Linked DNA regions of Homo sapiens: regions 1 and 3 are each linked to region 2. Evidence: chromatin loops called from intact Hi-C (ENCODE). Cell type or tissue: Calu3. All regions are shown on one strand.

Region 1 (5,000 bases), 130 kb before region 2:
GATAACTGAGGCTCTCTGGCCAACAGCCCCAGCTGGGTTCTCAGCCAACAGCCAGCACTGACAGCCAGTCAGGTGAATCAGCTATTTGGGATGTTTCTGTGCAATCAAGCCTCCAGATGACTGCAGCCTCCCAGCGCCCCAGCCAACACCATTTGGAGCTGAAGGATCACCCAGCTAAGCCTAGAGCCTAGTCAATGCTTGGAAATGTGAGAAACAATAAATGATGCTACTACTTTTTTTTTTGAGATGGAGTCTCGCTCTGTCGCCCAGGCTGGAGTTCAGTGGCACAATCTCGGCTCACCACAACCTCCGCCTCCCAGGTTCAAGCAATTCTCCTGCCCCAGCCTCCCGAGTAGCTGGGACTACAGGCGCATGCCACCATGCTAGGCTAATTTTTGTATTTTTAGTAGAGGTGGGTTTTCACTATGTTGGCCAGGCTGGTCTCAAACTCCTGACCTTGTGATCCTCCCACCTTGGCCTCCCAAACTGCTGGGATTACAGGCGTGAGCCACTGTGCCCGGCAAATGACGCTACTATTTTAAGTTGCTATTTCTGGGGTTGTTTGCTAAGCACCACTAGGTCACTAAACATTCACTTTTCATCCTTACCTCTCTGATGAAGCAGTTCCTTTCAAGAACAGTAATCCTGGTCTCAAAATTTAGTAATCTTTTTTGTTTGTTTTTCTTTCTTGACAGCTCCAAGGCATATGATACTAATGAAATTCTTTTACTTTCTTCATGCTTTCTTCTCCTTTCATTTCCGTAACATCCTCTGGGACTCCATTTCTTCCCCTCATCCCCTAGATTAAATGTTCCCCAAGGTACTGTACTTGGACATTTCTCTGTATGCCCTCTTGCTTGATAGTCTCATCCAATCTCATTGTTTTAAATATCACCTCTATGCAGGTAATGTTCAAATCCTTTAAGAGGCACAATGATTAGAAGCTCAAGGTCTGGAAATGGGCCAGACAGAGTTTTAATCCTGGATCTGCCAATTACTAGCCATGTGACAATGAACGAGTGGCTTAACCTCTCTAAACCTCCATTTTCTCTTCTCTTAAATCTGGATAATAATTGGATCTTGCTCATAGGAATATCACTTCAGCCTGCCACAGAGTAAGTGCTCAGTCAGTGCTTTTCAACATTTTAGTTTTCCATATTACTGCTTCCATTAGAAAAATGATAATGCCAGTATGCATTCTGGGATAAATGGAAGTGGCTGCTCAGGCTAAAGACAATTGGTCTGGGGGCTTTGGGCTCTCCAGCCCCTGCCCAGCCCCCACCCTAATGCATAATCAATATTTGGGCCCATCAGCTCATTACTGGCACACCGAAGGGAAGCTTTACAGGAAATGGTAGCAATTATCCTTATATCTGGCCCTGATCTCTCTCCAGGGCTCCAGGCCCACAATAATAACTCTCTGCTGGACACTATCCCCACCACCTTCACCCCTAAACCAGATGATGATTCTCAAAGTGAGGTCCAGGGTCAGTAGCGTCAGCACCACCTAAGAACTCTTTAGAAATGCAAATTCAAGCCCCAACCCAGACCAACTGAATCAGCAGCTCTACGGATGCGCCCAGCAATATGCATTTTAACAAACTCTCCATGTAATTCTGATGCAGGCAAAAGTTAGAGAACAAGTGACCTATAGTGATATCAACTCCGAGGACCAAGGATGCTCCTCCGGCTTTGCTTCCTACTTGGGTTAATTGGTTCCACTACCCTCCCAGCTACCTGGGCTCATAAACCTCCCATTCATTCTTGACTTTTCCATCCTGCCTCCCTGCTGTATCTAGTCAGTCACCAATCCTGTCTTTGCCTCTAACAAAGTTAGTCTTATTCACATATTTCTTTCTTTATATCTTTTTTTTTTTTTTTGAGACGGAGTTTCGCTCTTGTTGCCCAGGCTGGAGTGCAATGGCACGATCTTGGCTCACCGCAACCTCCGCCTTCTGGGTTCAGGCAATTCTCCTGCCTCAGCCTCCCAAGTAGTTGGGATTACAGGCACCCACCACCACGCCCGGCTAATTTTGTATTTTTAGTAGAGACCGGTTTCTCCATGTTGGTCAGGCTGGTCTCGAACTCTTGACCTCAGGTGATCCACCCACCTTGGCCTCCCAAAGTGCTGGGATTACAGGCATGAGCCACTGCGCCCGGCCTCACATATTTCTTTCTTGGCTCTGTTCCCACAACCACTCCCGAGGAAGTGCTGGCCAGTTTCTCTCAAACCAATTCATTTAAAAGCCAATTTGCCTGTGACCAATTTCACTTACAGCCAGTTAGGATAAAGTAAATTCATTTAAAAATTAATTTCATGCAGATAAATTGGCCCATTATTTTCTTTATGACTTCTACTACTTCTAAGTTTACTAAGTCTTTACCGCTCCAGATGTTATAAATATACAAATATCTAATTCTATTTGTCCAGTGTTTTACACTTTAATTTTTTTGCACTTGACTCTTGAATTGTCTGGAATGTGTTTTGGCTTCTGAGCATCAAGCGAAGGTCAAATTGCTTGCCTGCTTACCATGCATAGCAGAAAGCTCCTCATTTACAAGTCTAAGTTCTGAGCTCTCGGCCATTACAACTTTATTCCCCTCACAGCCAAGCAGAAAGATCAAAGACCATACCCAGGAAGGCTGAAGTGCTGCGATTGTTGTTTCACAAGGGCGTGATTGTCCCACTTTCCACATTTTGTAGCAGGACAAGCCGCAGACGAAACCCCTCAGACACCGAGTTAAAGAAGGAGGGGCTTTATTCGGCTGGGAGCTTCAGCAAGACTCACGTCTCCAACAACCGAGCTCCCCGAGCGAGCAATTCCTGTCCCTTTTAAGGGCTCACAACTCTAAGGGGGTCTGTGTGAGAGGGTCGTGATTGATTGAGCAAGCAGGGGGTACATGACTGGGGGCTGCATGCACCGGTAATTAGAACGGAACAGAAGAGGACAGGCATTTTCACAGTGCTTTTCTATACAATGTCTGTAATTTATAGATAACATAACCGAATAGGTCAGGGTCAGGGGTTGATATTTAACTACCAGGCCCAGGGTGTGGCCCGGGCTGTCTGCCTGTGGATTTCATTTCCGCCTTTTAGTTTTTACTTTTTCTTTGGAGGCAGAAATTGGGCATAAGACAATATGAGGGGTGGTCTCCTCCCTTAATTTGACTGACTTCCTGGGAAGAAACATACTTTCTTATTAGCATCTTGAAATGAGCTTACTTGCAAGAAAGTAAGGCAGAAGTGTCCCTGGACAAATTAGCTTTTAAAATCCTTAAATGTTCAAAAATTAGTGTAAGGAAACAACAGAACCAATGTGGGCGAGGTCTGGGTATGGTGGGCGGTGTCATCACCTCACCTCTATTTCTTTATCTTTTTAAAGAAATTGGCTGGACACGGTGGCTCACTCCTGTAATCCCTGCACTTTGGGAGGCCGAGGCGGGTGGATCACCTCAGGTCAGGAGTTCGTGACCATCCTGGCCAACAAGTGAAACCCCATCTCTACTAGAAAGACAAAAATTAGCTGGGCGTGGTGGCACACACCTATAATCCCAGCCACTCAGGAGGCTGAGGCAGCAGAATTGCTTGAACCCAGGAGGTGGAGGTTGCAGTGAGCCAAGATCGCACCACCGCACTCCAGCCTGGGCAATGAGAGCAAAACCCCATCTAAAAAACAACAACAAAATAATAATGTAAGGAATCTAAACTTTCTAGATATTCCCTTCCTCTGAGGCACTTTCTCTCCCTGCTTTTCAACTGCCATTGTGGCCAGAGGAAAGTCAGGACAGAGAAGGAGGAAATGGGGAAGGAGAAGTGACTGTCAGGTAAGAGATGGTGGGCCCACCCCTTCTGCCCCCAGAGGATGAGGCAGGGACTGGAAAGTATAGGTGAAAAAAGTAATATCTTTTCTCATTCAATGCTAGGCTCATGGCTAAGACTCAAATAACAAAAATCGGATTAACAAGAGAGTGCATACGGATTTATTTAATATAGGTATTATGTGACACGGGAACTTTCAGAAAATGAAGACCCAAAGGAACAGGAGATCTGTGGATTTTCATGGACAGTCATCTGTGGATTTTCAAGGACAGTCATGCAGAAGCATACTTGGAGAACAGGGATTATCTTGAGGTAATGAACTTGGGGGTGGGCATTTACCAAAGCCTGCTTGTTCACATTCCTCTTGGCCTTTGTGCATGACATTCCTTCCCTCTGGGCATAGGGCAGGACACCTGTCACGTGAGGATTTTCAGGGGAGGAGGGCAAGGTCGGACAGTGAACTTCCTAGGTTTTATGACTTGCTTCAGAGAAGAAGGGCAAGAAGAACGTGAGGTAGGCCGGGCGCAGTGGCTCACGCCTGTAATCCCAGCACTTTGGGAGGCCGAGGCGGGCGGATCATTTGAGGCCAGGAGTTCAAGGCCAGCCTGGTCAACATGGTGAAACCATGTCTCTACTAAAAATACAAAAATTAGCCACTTGTGGTGGTGGGCACCTGTAATCCCAGCTACTCAGGAGGCTGAGGCAGGAGAATCCCTTGAGCCTGGGAGGCAGAGGTTGCAATGAGCCACAATTGCACCATTGTACTCCAGCCTGGACAACAGAGCTAGACCCTGTTGAAAGAAAAAAAAAGAAAGAAAAAGAAAGAAAGAGAAAGAAAGAAAGAAAGAAAAAGAAAAAGGTGAAATAGCCTTCCTGCTTCTGCTTTTTCAATTTCCAAGGTGCCATATTTTGAGGCAGTGTTTCCTACACCACTTCAGGAGATAAGGGTTTGACACATTTGGGATGACGGCTCCCTTTCTGGTGTCTATCCAGAAGGGGTGTACAGTATCACAAAAAAGGAGGGGGAAAGCCAAAAACAGAGGGCTCCATGTGGGGAAGTCTCCTGTATGGGCTGGCTCCAGGCCACATGGGCAACTGTAGAACTACAACAGGTTTGTTGCCTGATGTACCCAGTAAGTCAATATTCTGAGACTCCAGGTTGCAGCAGAGAAAGAGGTGT
Region 2 (5,000 bases):
CCCAGTAGCTACAGGCACGGGCCACCATTCCAGACAGCCTGTATGTAAACTGGCAACCCTGTAGGGAAGGAATGCCTGAGATTCATGCCTATGCCTACTTCCAGAGAGCCTTCTCACTCCTGCTGCCATATTTTAATACACATTTCTAAAGTCAAATTCATGTCACATTCTGGCCCTGGTGCTGTACTTGGTCAACCACTGAAATTAAAAGGGCTAGCAAGATAAAATGTAGGAATACTAAGGCACTATGACTTCTAGTGCTTCTTAAAAACTCTCAAATTCTGTACCTGACTTACAAGGCAAATTTGAGTGCAGACCTGAGGACACATTACAAAGGGTTAAAGGATGAGAATTGGCTCATTTATTTTTATATTCAGAAATGTTGTTTGTTCATAAATACTACAATAATAAATATTAGCAATGTAACAATGTTTTTTCTTTTCTTTTCCTTTCCTTTTTTTTTTTGGAGACAGGGTTTCACTCTGTTGCCCAGACTGGACTGGAGTGCAGTGGTGTGATCATAGCTTACTGTAGCCTTGAACTCTTGGGCTCAAGTGATAATCCCACATCAGCCTCCCAAGTAGCTGGGACTGCAGGTGCGTGCCACCAAGCCTGGCTATTTTTAAAAACAATTATTTGTAGAGACAGGATGCTGCCGTGTTGCCCAGGCTGATCTTGAACTCCTGGGCTCAAGCAATTGGTTCCACCTTAGCCTCCCAAAGTGCTGGGATTATAAGCATGAGCCACTGCGCTGGGCCAGCAGGGTTTTCTAAGTACTTAAAGATCCCAGTTAGGAATAGGACTGAGGGTAGGGTAAGGAGAAAATGCAGAATGGCAATAGATAATCATTAGCAAGGGGATTCTTAACCCCCTAATTCCCCTATAACAAATGGGCCACAGTCCCACCATGAGCCAGGAAGATGACATTTATGTTTCTGCTCATAGGACATGTTTGAATATTTACTCAAAACACACTTAGGTTCTAGGACCACTATGGTAAACTGTTGGAATTTTTTAGAAGTCCTCTGTCTTAGAACATTTTGCTGGCTTCCCTTTTTACATTAAGTGATGTCTGTCATTCAGATAAGTTTGTCTGTATTCCCATAAGTCTTGACGTCACAGAAGTGAATCAGCAGGAAACCATCATCTTTAACACATTTCCTATTCACTGACAATCATCCTGGATATGGAGCCCAGTGTACAACGACAAAAGCTTTCTCTCCCTTCTTAGGACAAAACATTTTATGGGAAGAAGAGAATCTTGGCAGAATCCCACTGTTCAAAATGAAGATAACAATGTACAGATTTGGTCCATTGCAGGAAAAGAAGCATTTCACCCAGAGGCCTGATGCTTTAACCCACAGTCAGACTTGCCAGTTGAGGAGAATCACATTTAGTGAGCCTTCCTCTGCAGGGGGATTCAAATCCTGGCTCCCCACTTAATAGCTCTGTGATCTTCTATAAGTTATTTAACCCTTCTGTTTTTTCATCTCTAAAATAAAAACAGTAATAGAAGCTACCTTGCAGCTTTGGAAGGAATTAATGATCTAGTCCATGTACGGTGCTTTAAGCACAGTGCCTGGCCTGTATAAACACTCCATGAATGTCACTACTGTTATTACGATTGGTCATTTGACTCCCACCGATGTGCCCTCTCACTGGCCCCTTTGTAGAAAAACACACTCTGCCCTTGGGTCAGGTCCCTTTAGATAATTTAACTGCATTCATTCTCAGGGTGACCAGGAGGGTTGGCAAGGGTAGCTGTCATATAACTGGGTTCATGGTATGTAAATATGTCTATAATTAGACTGCAGTGTTCTTAAGAAAGGAGTTCTCAAGTCATAGTTTGTGTATATCTTTTTAAAAAATCTGATTTGCACACATATTTAAATATTTAAGACCATATAGACTATTGAAAGAAACAGTATTTTTTAAAGAAAAGCTTATTTGTTCATGAGGCGGTTTATTAGTAAGTATTTAGGAAATAGATTTAGTATGAAAGTAGTCTTCATCTCCTTGTCCCTTAATTAAATATTTACACTTTTCCAAACTAGTTAAATGAGACAAAATTAGATTTTAAGACAAAAACAACTCATTGCCTTTAATATCACTATTTAAAATGCTAATTACATTGCAGATAAAAAGAATTAAAACTTTTGTAACTTAAAAATAAATGTAATTCCAGAGTCAATATCATATAAATAGGTGCCCATCTGGCCAACCTCAGGATTGCCAAATTTCTTCTCCCTCAATTGTTTCCTTGTTAACAAGAGTTTAAACAGCTCCCTCTTGTGGTCTAAAAAGCCATTGGCAATCCAGAGTTAGGTCAGCTTCTTATCTGTCGTTTTATTCGCTGCACATTTATTTACTACATTATATATTGTGTATTTGCTACAGTAGTGGAGGAGAAGAACAGTAACAGAGGACAGGGATGAATGTTGTTGCCTATGGGGTTAATATGGACACAGTCAGCTCTAATGTTTCATTCAAAGTGTCACTCTGGGATGGTGTTTATGCTGCTTGTAATTCAGGGACGGTATTTCTTAAAATGAAAGAATGAGCTTTGGTCAGAGCAGCTTATTAAGTGAATGTTTGCCTGCCTTGATTGGTTGAGCTGCAAGATGCTCAGAAATCCTGATACCCAATCTACCTATTTTCAGCTGAAAAGCTTCAGATCCGAAAAGGTGTAAATGAAAAGTCCCCTTCATTGACATCTCATTTACATGTTCAGGTAAACTTTGTCATAGTTCCTGAGACTCTGCTTTAATTTGCTCATTTTCTGAGCAGCCATTACATACATGACACTGTGCTAGATGCTGCAGATACAACAGCAAACAAAAAGACCCGGCCCCACAGTGTCCACAGTCTAGCGGGAAGACAAGCATTAGACAGTTACTCTAACAGTTGTGTTGGTAAATGCAATAAATGTTGGTGTTAGGTGTGGCAATCACTGCCAGTGAAAATAACAGGAAGATTTAATGTAGACAAGAACATTGGAGGTGGTCTCTCTGAGAAATGACAGAGCAGGAATTTGCCAGGTCAAGGGAGAGTGGGAAACTAAGTAGAAAAAAAATCACATATACCAACGTTGAGGACAGGGAAAAGCTTGACTCTTGGGAGGAACTGGAAGAACAAAATGGAGCTGCAGAGGTGCCCAGAGAGGGCGGGGGACGGTGTCAGGCACAAGCCAGTTCACACAGGGCTTCACAGACCACGTGCAGGCCGAGGGAACTATCCTAAATGCACTGGGAACTCATGACATGTTTCAAGTATGTGAATAACCTGGTATACTCTGCTTTTTTGTAACTGTCCCGCCAGCTGCATGTGTAGACAGGAGGAGAGGGAAACAGGAATGGAAGTGAGGACATGGATCAAAAGACAAAGCAGCCTTCAAGCAGGAAGTACTGCCAGTGGAAGGAGTGAGACTTTAGATAGATTTGAAGATGACATTGACAGGATTTGGTCATGAGATAAAAGAAGGGGTGAGGGAAAAGGAGGTTTAAAGATGAATTCCAACACAGCAAAGACCATGAACTATCTTTGACGACAGACAAAAGAATATGGATCAATCTCACAACTGATGTTTAATTAAGAAGCCAGGCAAGACCAGGAGTGGTGGCTCACATCTGTAATCCAAGCACTTTGGGAGGCAAGGCAGGCAGATCACTTGAGCTCAGGAGTTCAAGACCAGCCTGGGAAACATGGCAAAACCCCATCTCTACAAAAAACACAGAAGATGAGTCGGGCATGGTGGTGCACACCTGTAATCCCAGCTACTCAGGAGGCTGAGGCGGGAGGATCGCTTGAGCCCAGGAGGCTGATGCTGCCAGTTAGCAGCAAGTGCACTGCTGCACTACGGCCTGGGTGACAGAGTGAGACCTTGTCTCAAAAAAAAAAAAAAAAAATCATAGAGGAATGCATCCTGTAGTTTCCACTGCCTCCCTTCTGAGAAGCTGCCAGGTACCCAGTCAGGGGTCTCTTTTGTACCAGTCTGCCTTCCAAAATCACAGCAAGGAGAACAAACATGAAAAAATCAGGGCCTAAGGTTTGAGTAGTAAGAGACAACCAACCAATGAAGAAATTTATGGTTAGTACCTTGGTTGTTCAAGGAACTGCTTAAACTCTGAGCAGGAGAGAAAGGGAATGTCCATTTCTAAACATTCTATTCAAAGTAACATAACCTGAGCATTCTGGCCAACAGATTAAGGGAAGTAAAAAATCAGAATTCATATATTTTTTTCCATAGAGATGCTTAGTGTGAATATATGTGGAAAAAACCTATGCCACACAAAACCATAAAAAATATTATTTTGAATTTCCTGCTTATTTCATGCCCATTGTATCACAAAGTTTTCAGTCACTGGTATGAAATAAAAATAGATTTTTGTGGCCCCAAAGCAGAAAGCATGTTCTGGTTAGGAAAAGAAACACCAGCCTCTAAAATTGTCTGAGAGTTAGAATGAGATTGAATAAGGAGCCCACGCCTTCCAGCCGAGAAAAACCACATTTGAATGTGGGAGATCATCTGAGGACATTATTGGAGAATTTCCCATAGAAGCATCTGACACTAAGCAGAGAAGAAAACATAATTTCCATATGAAACAGGAAACAAAATATGAGGAAGAGAACCAAGAGTTAAGAGTGCACTTAGGTGGCTTAATTTGGTAATTCATTTCAAAGATAGACGAAAGGAAAGTGTTTAAACAGAATTGCTTTATTTGTTCTGACAGCTCCCAGCCTGAATCAGAAATCTTTACCATCTCAATCCCATAAAGGGGAAAAAATTCTCTTCTTTAGGGCAAGAAACAAATGTTTTCCCATTTGCTTTAGATGGGGTATTGAGTTGACCATTTCAGATTTTGGTACGTTTGTCTCGTTCTTCATAATTAGTCTTCAGAAAGAAAAGAAAAACAAGACTGAATCCTCAAAGAGAAGATAGAAAGATTCCACAAGTCCAAGAGGGACAAATAAAATCATGACCCCATTTTACTTATAGCATT
Region 3 (5,000 bases), 200 kb before region 2:
AATTTATAAAGCAAAGAAGTCTAATTGATTCACAGTTCCACATGGCTGGGGAGGCCTCAGAATCATGGTGGAAGGCAAAGGAGAAGCAAAGGCATGTCTTACACGGCAGCAGGCAAGAAAAGAGCTTGTGCAGGAGAACTCCCATTTATAAAACCGTTAGATCTCGTGAGACTTACTACCACAAGAACAATATGGTGGAAACCACCCCCATGATTCAATTATCTCCACTTGGCCCCACCCTTGACACATGGGGTTTATTACAATTCAAGGTGAGATTTGGGTGGGAACACAGCCAAACCATATCACCATAGTTTATATTCAGAGATCACCCTAATTATCTAAAATTCAGTATAGTTGATGCTTGAACAACATGGGTTAGGGGCACCCACCCCCCCGCAATGCAGTGGGAAATCTGTGTATAATTTTTGACTCCCCAGAACTTAACTACTAATAGCCGGTTGTTGACCAGAAGCCTTTCTGATGACATGAACAGCTCATTAACACATATTTTGTATGCTATGTGTATTATATACCATTTTCCTACAATAAAGTAAGCTAGAGAAAAGACTGTTATTAAGAAAATCTTAAGAAGGAGAAAATATATTTGCCGTTCACTAAGGGGAAGTGGATCATCGTAAATGTCTTCAGCCTCGCCATCTTCAAGTTGAGTAGACTGAGGAGGAGGGGGAGGGGCTGGTCTTGCTGTCTCATAGGTGGTGGATGTGGAAGAGGGGGAAGGAGAGGCAGGCACACTCAGTGTAACTTCTGTTAAAAAAGAAAAAACCTGCATGTAAGTGGACTGAGTGGTTCAGACCCATGCTGTTCAAGAGACTCTATGCTGATCCTGAAAGGTGTTAGGTGGGATAGAATGAGCCAGTGAGAATTTTGTTCTCATTTTTTTTAATCGCAAAAGAAAATATTTTTAATTTTTGTTTAAAAAAGACGTGGATATTTTGAATTCATTATGATATATGGGAAAGGAAGTGGCAGAAACATATTCATAACTGAAATGGCTTGAGTTGACTACCAGTTTTGAAAAGTTAGTATTCATGTCTTAATGAGTATTTTAGTGCCACTTTCCAATTCATATGAAATGGGGCTTCCCTCTCCATGCTTCATGAGTATAACCCTGTGAAGAATGTGTTTTCATCCAGAAGGTAGCTTATGTGCCTGTGGCATCATTCCCACGCAAATTAAAATAGGGGTAACTCTCAGTAGGTGTTGCAACAAAATCCAGTTGTATCACTCTACAAATTATTCATCAGAGTAGTTGGGGCAATACCCAAATTGACTCTGCCAAGAAAAAACAATAATATTCATTTAGTACAAAACACCCCTTACACAAGAGGTCCTTTTCCTTCTAGCTCCAGAAATACATGGGCAACAGTCTTATTGATTATAGGTGGAAAAAGAAGAAATAGGACTGAACAAAGCATTTTATTAAACATTTTTAGATAAAATCCAATGGCTGGGAGGTAGGGAAGGGGTCAAAATAAAGAACATTTGATATTTGCTAAATATTTCTCTTTTGTTCTATTTATAGAAAATAAAGTAGTCTATCAAAGTTTTCCCAAAGATTATGAGGTTTAACAACTTGTCCATTGTAGCTTTTGTTAAGCCCTGGTTTTGAAAGCTGTGGTCTTTGTTCTTGTATTTTGAAGGACTGCATTTTAAGCTGCTGGATTATAGTACTTAGGGTTTACTCTTTGCTGGCTCAAATCCCTTTCACAATGTTAGATTGTTATTTTACTCTTTGCTGGCTCAAATGTCTTTCACAATGTTAGATTGTTATCAACTAAACTTTTTTTTTTTTTTTTTTTTGAGACAGCGTCTTGCTCTGTCGCCCAGGCTGGAGTGCAGTGATGCCATCTCGGCTCACTGTAACCTCCGCCTCCTGGGTTCAAGTGATTCTCCTGCCCCAGCCTCCTGAGTAGCTGGGACTACAGGAGCACACCACCACGCCCGGCTAATTTTTGTATTTTTAGTAGAGATGGGGTTTCACCATATTGGCCAGGCTGGTCTCGAACTCCTGACCTCGTGATCCGCCTGCGTCAGCCTCCCAAAGTGCTAGGATTACAGGCGTGAGCCACCATGTCCAGCTCAACTAAACTTTTCATGGTGCTGTCTGTAAGATCCTAATCCAACAAGCTGAAAAGGTACATTTGCAGAATATTTTGCCAGCGTCCAGAGTCACGTGATATCTTATGTTCTTCAGGCAACACATTGTAATTTGTTCTTAAATAATTGCCGTTGGATTCCATATAAGCATGGCTTCATACAGCAAGTGTGTAAACGTGATTATGGGTGCCTAGCAATAAGGAAATCCTACTGAACTATATGTGCAAGTTTTTGCTATCCAGGAGCTGTCCTTGTAATCGAGAAGGAATTTACTCAAAACAGAAAAGTGCAAGATCATACACCAGGGAGCAGTGTCAAGTTTGGTAGGTGCACATGCGATGGGGTGATGAGAAGGACTAGAAGTTTCTACCCTGTGAGCCATGGGACTCACAGAAAGGGAAAGGCAGAAGAGGGCCTGGATGCTGGATGGGCAGTCAACAAACATCATCTCTAGGTGGCACCCAAGCTGTTCGGTGCCCCTCCTTCCTACCCAACTCCAAGCCCATAGCACCTAGAGAACATATTGAAGTTATCTGTATGTCTTTCCACTACTAGACTGTGAGTGGACATGGTCTGTGGTTTATTGAGCTTTGTGGCACTTCCCATCCCCTAAATCCTGGCAGTGTGCCCGGCACATAATAAATACCTTTTGAAAAATCTGAAGTGAAAGAGTAAATTGAAAGTAAATTCTTACTAAAACTATTAATTCATTAGTGTTAATTCAGTGCTTACTTTGAATCAGTTTTCACAGAATTTTAGAGCAAAACGCTGTGATACAAACAACCTGTAAATGATGCGTTATGTCTTCTGTACCTTAGTGACTTTTCCAGATGGGAGAGGATGGGAATAAAAATGAGGAAGAGGGAAAACATTTTGCTAACTGAAATCCCTGCATAAAACGAAAGTCTCTGCTTCTGTATCTCGTAAGGTCTCTAACGGAACTAGATTCCATTTCAGAACAGTTGGCTGTGTTTCTAGCCCAAAGCACCTACTGACATTATTAAAATATAATAGCACAGCAGTATCCCCTTCTCTTTACTCTGCTAGCACAATGTGTTTGAACGTAGAAAGCCAAATGTGGAGAGCCTCTGTTTGAAAACAGCTCTTGAGATACACACTTTAAAATTCAGTTTGATTTTCCATTTGTGGCATTTTCTTTAACTGGGGGGAAAAGTTATATTTACCACCCATATTTATTAGAACCCATCTCCCAACCTGCCTTGTCTCTGATTCTCCCCTGTGGTATTTAGCCAGGCATCTGCTATGGCTCGGGCACCAGGGAGTCAATAATGAGTGACCCAGCCCCTGCCCTCAACATGCTCACCACAGAATACACCTAAGGGGGCAGCTCATGCATTCTCAGACTTGAGCCCCTGCAAAGGACCCAGTGCTGAAAGTCATTTATAATTATTTATAATTTATAATAACGTTTTAAGCAAAACTCAAGATCTGGCTTTTAGAAGACATAAAAATAGATTGGAGAAGCATCATTTCAATAAAGGATGCTTTATACATTGTGCTAATAATTCTTGTTTATCAAGGCAGCAGTACATAGGTGTTTGGTATACATTTGATTGTGAATCCTTATAATTGTCTTGTACTTGCCCAAGACACACAGCCAGCGAAGGTGGTTATGTCCAGAATCCTGGCCTGGTCTCTCTCAAACCTGAGGCCATGCTCTTCACAGCTATTCTGTATCGAATAGGTCAGCTTTCCAACCACAAAGGAAACCACAAGTTTAGCCAAGTAAAGAAAGACATTTGCAAAGTCATGGCAGGGTGTCTATCATGCCATTGCAGTCTGTGCTATCTCCCTTCGCCACAGGGTTTCAGCTGGTGGCGTAATGTGTTGGCTTCCTAGGGCAGGAAAGCACTCCAGTTTAGTGGGGTTTATGGAAATCTATGGCAAAACAAAACTCTTTTCTTTCCTACTGAAAAAAAATATGATCTGAAGCTAATTTATCATCACCAGGTACCCCTTCAGTGTTGTTGTAGGCAGAATTGAAATAATAACTTCTGCCTTTGAAGAAGGCATGGCTATAGAATTAGAATGAAATGGAGGATAGAGGACTAGGTGAAGGTTAGATCTTTGGACATAGAAGTGCCGCCAACCGTAATGTCTGGTGATGTTCCCCAGCCTGTGGGAGGCAGATGAGATTGAAACCAGGGTGTACATGAGTGACCTGGAGCCCGTAAGTAACAGTAACACAGAGCAGAGAGCGCTAGATGAGGTGGAGCTCAGAGGAGCATGGGAAGTTGAATGAGACAGTAAGGAGCATTCTGGAAGCTATAATGGGTAGTTAGGAGAATGCCAGAGTGATTCTGATGCAGTCCTTCCAAATGCCGGCAGAGCCCAAGCTGTGACCAGTGACGCAGACTGGAAGTCCCGTTTACTGGGAGAGAAGAGGTTAAGGAACACCCAGGTGAACAATTAGGTCCTCCACAATGAAGACAGGTAATGTGGAGGAAAGAGAGCTTGTCATGGTAAGTGAAAGCAGCCTGAATCCATTTTTGCGCTCTATGAAGCAATATATAAATTTAATATAAGAAATATTTGTTCCTATAAAATCTATATGTTTTGATAGCAAAAAACAAAATTATGATTTCTGTGAAAAATATAATTCACATCCGGAACATCTTATGGTTGTGTTTTGTTTAAAAAGTATGTAGGTTTGGCCGGGTGCGGTGGCTCACGCCTGTAATCCCAGCACTTTGAGAGGCCGAGGTGGGTGGATCACCTGAGGTCAGGAGTTCGAGACCAGCCTGGCCAACACGGTGAAACCTCATCTCTACTAAAAATACAAAAATTAGCCAGACATGTTGGTGGGTGCCTGTAATCCCAGCTACTTGGTAGGCTGAGGCAGGAGAATCACTTAAACCTAG

What was found. Hi-C counts contacts between places; a loop is a spot of excess contacts. Peaks named below come from ENCODE experiments on the same cell type or tissue, not always from the same donor. Only the 100,000 strongest peaks of a DNase experiment are listed, where the experiment ranks them.
Region 1: it touches region 2 in a loop (2.8-fold over the local background); 3 of 110 quality-filtered maps call a loop at or near these places.
Region 3: a loop joins it to region 2, with 7 times the contacts of the local background. A loop is called at or near these places in 4 of 110 quality-filtered maps.

The regions. Positions count from the first base shown.
Region 1 is chr4:169,941,838-169,946,837 of GRCh38, reverse strand. It overlaps LINC02275 (long intergenic non-protein coding RNA 2275), which reads left to right. Exons shown (of 5, transcript NR_037878.1): 2 at 3,995-4,132. Among named protein-coding and RNA genes, the nearest start is that of LINC02275, 32 kb to the left of the region's middle. In Calu3, no CTCF peak of the experiment used is centred here; DNase peaks (open chromatin) are centred at 2,177 and 3,047.
Region 2 is chr4:169,807,812-169,812,811 of GRCh38, reverse strand. No RefSeq gene overlaps it. Among named protein-coding and RNA genes, the nearest start is that of HPF1, 52 kb to the right of the region's middle. In Calu3, a CTCF peak has its summit at 2,283 (motif pointing left); a DNase peak (open chromatin) is centred at 2,271.
Region 3 is chr4:170,006,204-170,011,203 of GRCh38, reverse strand. All of the region lies in intron 1 of MFAP3L (microfibril associated protein 3 like), which reads left to right. Among named protein-coding and RNA genes, the nearest start is that of MFAP3L, 18 kb to the left of the region's middle. In Calu3, no CTCF peak of the experiment used is centred here; a DNase peak (open chromatin) is centred at 2,573.